2 separate regions of the Homo sapiens genome follow, and region 1 is linked to region 2. The links are chromatin loops, found by intact Hi-C in ENCODE. Cell type or tissue: ascending aorta. All regions are shown on one strand.

What was found. A loop is a pair of places that touch in the nucleus more often than their neighbours do. Peaks named below come from ENCODE experiments on the same cell type or tissue, not always from the same donor. Only the 100,000 strongest peaks of a DNase experiment are listed, where the experiment ranks them.
Region 1: it touches region 2 in a loop (2.5-fold over the local background); 2 of 110 quality-filtered maps call a loop at or near these places.

What each region holds. Positions count from the first base shown.
Region 1 is chr7:39,270,083-39,272,582 of GRCh38, reverse strand. All of the region lies in intron 4 of POU6F2 (POU class 6 homeobox 2), which reads right to left. Among named protein-coding and RNA genes, the nearest start is that of SNORA20B, 58 kb to the left of the region's middle. RefSeq lists enhancers at 449-949, 950-1,450. In ascending aorta, no CTCF peak of the experiment used is centred here; a DNase peak (open chromatin) is centred at 992.
Region 2 is chr7:38,931,566-38,934,065 of GRCh38, reverse strand. No RefSeq gene overlaps it. Among named protein-coding and RNA genes, the nearest start is that of VPS41, 24 kb to the right of the region's middle. In ascending aorta, a CTCF peak has its summit at 1,343 (motif pointing left); a DNase peak (open chromatin) is centred at 1,319.

The DNA of each region.
Region 1 (2,500 bases), 340 kb before region 2:
GGAGCTCCAAACTCAACAAAAGGTTTCTCCCCACTCCCAAAGTTGAGCTAAATAGGTGTTTTTGTTTTTTTTCAGCTAACATTTATTTATTGGGCTCCTATTACAGCTCTGTCCCTGAAAGCAGTCCTTGGATTCACTGAGGAATAAAATATTATGCTGGTCTCCAGGGGCTTCCTGGTTGGTAGGGAAGAAGGACAGAAAGGCCCCCTGGTCCAGAGGGAGGAGGCCAGATCAGGCTGACTGGGAAGACTCCAGCAGCTGAACTGTGATGGGAGTGGAGGAGGGATTAGCCTGGAGTCTCTATCTCTCTACAGTAGTGGGAGGATGATGAATCGACTAGTTCTTAATACATTTCTATTTGGTATTTATGACTTATCTCTAGCTGAGCAACTACTAAGTGCTGTGTTTTCTTAAAAACCACTGAATGGTTTCTTCCCTATGATCCTGGGTTATTTCTGGACTTCCTTCTTAAGTTTTCTCTGTAGCAATCATAATATTTAAATTTATCTCCAAATCTACCATCTAAATGTTTTTCCGAAGCACTAGCTTTTCTGTAATCTGATCTAACAACAACCCCCTCTCCCCCACCCCCACACACACACCCCAACTCCTCATCCTCTTCATAACCGTATGGATCCCATGGAACCCAGCCTTTTGCTGGATCAGAAATAAAATCTGTAAAGTTTTTCTTCTGCAGAAAATTGATTTTGCTGGAAACATTTCCATTTCCAGGATTTTTTTTTTATAGTTTAAAAATAAAGAATAAAATAAGTTGAATGACGATTTGAACGGCTCCTGGATGTCTCATCCTCATATTACAGCAAATTATCCCTCCTGGCAGAGATAATGTTTGAAAATGAGCATATAGGCATGTTACTGACGGAAAGTTGTGGCACATCGAGCAGGTTTGCTCAGCCACGAGACGGGAATTTTGCAAAGCTCACGCTGCTGGGATAATCTGCTGCTCCCCACGGCTCACACAGCTGCCAGAACCACTTCTGCTGGCAAACGGCCAGGCCCGGGCACTCTGTGATTCCTTGGCTGTAGGAGCTGCTCCTTGGTCATAGGGTTTTTTTTTTTTTTTTTTTCACTGATTGAGCACAAGACAGTACCTGGGTTTCCTTTGTAAAACAAAACAAAATAAAACAAAGCCAAACTAGAACTTTTTCTCTTGCCATGCCTTTAGGTCCATGTCAGCAAACTTTTTCTGTAAGGCACCCACATCATAAAGGTTTTAGGCTTGGTAGTTATCTGGTCCCTGTTGCTACTTATATTCAACAGCCCACAAACAGCCAAACACAATATGTAAATGAAAGAGCAAGACTGGGTTCCAATAAAACTTTATCCAAGGACACCGAAATGTGAATTTCATATAGTTTTCATGTCTCATGAGTGCTTTTCTCCTTTTGAATTTTTTCAACCATTTAAAAATGTAAAAACCATTCTTAGCTCACAGGTATACAATAATAGGTGGGGACCTGGATCTAGGGCTGCTGGTCGTGGTTGGGTCACCACTGATCTACATTGAGGGATACACTACCCAGCTGGCCCCTGGCTAGAGAAGAGACTGCTCTGTGTTCTGTGGGGTGTGTGAGGGCAAAGCTAACTGGGCCAGGACTCTGACAGAGAATCCTAGAATCCTCAAGGCGGAAGGGGTCTTGTAGAACACTGGAATGAAACAGCCTTTTGAAGCCAAGGGGAAGAAAGTGAGCCTCGAAGTTACTAGCTGAATTGAAGTTATGTCACTAATTGGGGCCAGAATATTGGTGGTTTGATTCTGTAATCTAGGAGGGTTTCTATCCATCCACATTCTAGAGATGTGTAAGCTAATTGATAGAAAGATAAAGTTTGAGTGCACCAGGGGACTCCGCGACCCTCCAGGCCTCATAGTGACCAGCAAAAATCAATGTTCCATTGTAGCTTGATTTCCTAGCATGACAAGATCCAGGTTTAGGCTGTGGAGGTGATAAAAGCCCCACATACACTTCATTACCTGCAAACACTTGTGCACCCTCCCTTACCTTCCACTCTGCAGGAGAAGAGAAGCGAAGAGACTAAAAATAGCAATAACAATAATAACAACTGCCATTTACTAAATCCATTTCCTTGAGGCAATATAGCATGTGTTAAAAGCATGATCTCTGACATCAAACTGTCTGGATTCAAGTCGCCTATCACATACTTCCTATGGCAAATCCTTTAACCTCTCTGTGCCTCAGTTTCCTCATCTGTAAAATAAAATTGTTCTAAAGATTCAGTCTGTATCTACAAAGCACCCATGGTGCTACTTCATGTGTTTGCTCCCTCATGTCATCCTCAGAATGACTCTTAAAGACAGGCATTATTAATCACGTGTCACAAGTCACATGGATACCACGTGTATGGATACCAAGCCTTAGGCATGTGACTTGTCAATGGTCTCCCCCGCTGGAATTTGAAGCTAAGTCTGCTCATTCCTATATCTGTGATGGTGCCCTGTCTCTCAAAGACAGGGAGAAAT
Region 2 (2,500 bases):
GAAAGATTTAATGTAAACGGCAGCGTATGGCAGTGCTGATGATTTCTCATAAACTACATGGACTAATTTAGAAAGAAAAAAAAAAGTCAGAGAAGCCTTCAAGGAAGTAATAACCCAGAGGTAAAAAATATTGATTAGGGAAAAATATTATCTTAATCAAAATATGTCTTTTAGCTGGAAGTTGTTTGGGCTTCAGAAAGAGAACAAAATATGTTTCTAAGATGCACATTTTTCCTGTGGTTTTTGTTGAATAATGAGCAACGCCATCACTGTTACTGAAGTCTTTGCTGTGTAAATCAAAAGGAAGGCTTTAATAATTCTATAGGAAACCTTATTTATTAGTGTGATCAACAGTAAGCAATATTAACTATTTTTAAAAATCTCAATATATACCCATGAATTTGGGTATATCTTAATGTTAGATCCTGATAAATTTTACAGGGCTTGCCATATACTATATTTTCTTCTAATGAGAGCTTGTTATGTCTGATCTCTTTTTATCTGTCTTTAGAAGCAAATAATTCAAAATAACTTGTTTCTGCTAGCATTTGTTTGGAGCTCAAACAACTTCTTTTTAAACTCCTTTCAAGTTTAAAGCTTGACCTTTTAAACATGAAAATCAAACAATATTTGAATAGGCTACATGTTGTTTTATTTTTAGGAATTTTCTCAATTGAAATCGAATCTGAATCAAAGTAGATAAGAGTTACTTTAAAATTCTAACACCTCCCCAGCTTTTCCTTGATCTTATAATGTATGACTGTTCTTAAAATTTTATATACCCCGAAGTGTCATTATTATTTTCGTTTGCCATTTTGACACCGAGAAGTTTATTCTTAGGAGAAACTGTCGGTGGGAATACAGGATTCCATTCTGCATCCTATACATGGAGCAGCCTAAACTAAATGCTAAGAGACGCTCCAGAGTAACGGGGGGAAAGCAAAATTAGAACATATTTTCTGACTATTCAGTCTGTGTCCAAGTACACAAAGTGAGAAGTTGATAAATTGCCCAATAAATTTAGTCATTATAGCCCAGAAAATTTAGGTGTAATTGATGATCAATGACCCAAATCATTCAGGGACCCAAGTCCCTAGGAACTTCAAATCCCCATTCCATGTATAAATACTGGCTCTCCCTAAGGCCTCCTTCCCTGACCTAGACATTTCCTCACGTTGCTTCTGAACACATTTGCAAAACCTTTGTGTGTGAGAACTATAGTCTTTACTTTTGCATTGAAAGTGCAAGGAAAACTGAAGATTATTTTGAATCCAATCGTTTTTCCCCTCATCAAAATATGCAGTGAGCGCCCCCTGTTGGCTGCCTAGCAGCAGGCAATACACAAACACTCAGCCTTGTTAGTACACAAAGAAGGAAGTAAACAAAAAGAGCCAATGGTAATTTGGACTCCCGTATCTAAGGGGGGTAGAGGTGGGGAAGGAAGGAGAGGAAATCAATATTTGCTTAATGGAAAAGGACAACATTGATAGGGAAGGAAGTTTTATTCCCAAGCTTTTAATGGGGTATTACAAGCACTGGGGAGGAGAAAATTCTCTTTCTTTTCTCTTTCTTTCTTTTTTTTTTTTTTAAGCTTAAAGCTGTATATTTTTTTTTCAGTGTTAGATGAGTAAGAGTTCCTGAAATTATAGTGGGCAGAAAAACCAAACAAATACATTTGCTTTTGCTAAGGGCACACTTGGCTTTTTAGGTTGTGCCTTTCCTCTATTCTACTTAAGTCAAGCACTAAGAAATCTACTGTAAATTCTGGACTTTCCACCATGTTTTCAGGTAGGTGATCTGGGCATTGAAGGGAGGAAAAATGGCTAGGAGAATAATACACAAACATGCACACACATATATTTTCATTCTGATATCCTAAGGATTGAGTCAATAAACATAGATTTCCTTTATATTTACCTGAAGTGTCTTAAATTCTAACCCCTTCTAGTTTACCTGTTAAAATCTAGCTTTACTAATCTACAGGGAAGCATAGATTTTATTTAAAAATCCTGTTTAAAAAGTATGATAGTGGGTTTAAAAGTATAAAGGATATTTTTTCAATCCTGACAATAGAGGAGTAAGATGAATTTCTCTCCAAGAAATCTCTTCTCTGATAGGGCATGGTGGCTCATGCCTGTAATCCCAGCACTTTGGGAGGCTGAGGTGGGTGGATCACTTAAGGCCAGGAGTTTGAGACCAGCCTGGCCATCATGGCGAAACCCCATGTCTGCTAAAACTACAAAAATTAGCCAGGTGAGGTGGCATGTGCCTGTAATTTCAGCTGCTTGGGAGGCTGAGGCACAAGAATCCCAGCTAATTGGGGGGCTGAGGCATGAGAATCACTTGAACCCAGGAGGTGGAGGTTGCAGTGAGCCGAGATCACACCACTGCACTCCAGCCAGAGCAATAAGAGCAAGACTCTGTCTCAAAAAAAAAAAAAAAAAAAAAAAAAAAAAACTTCTTTTAGAAAATTTAAATATTCATGCTTTTATTCTCAATT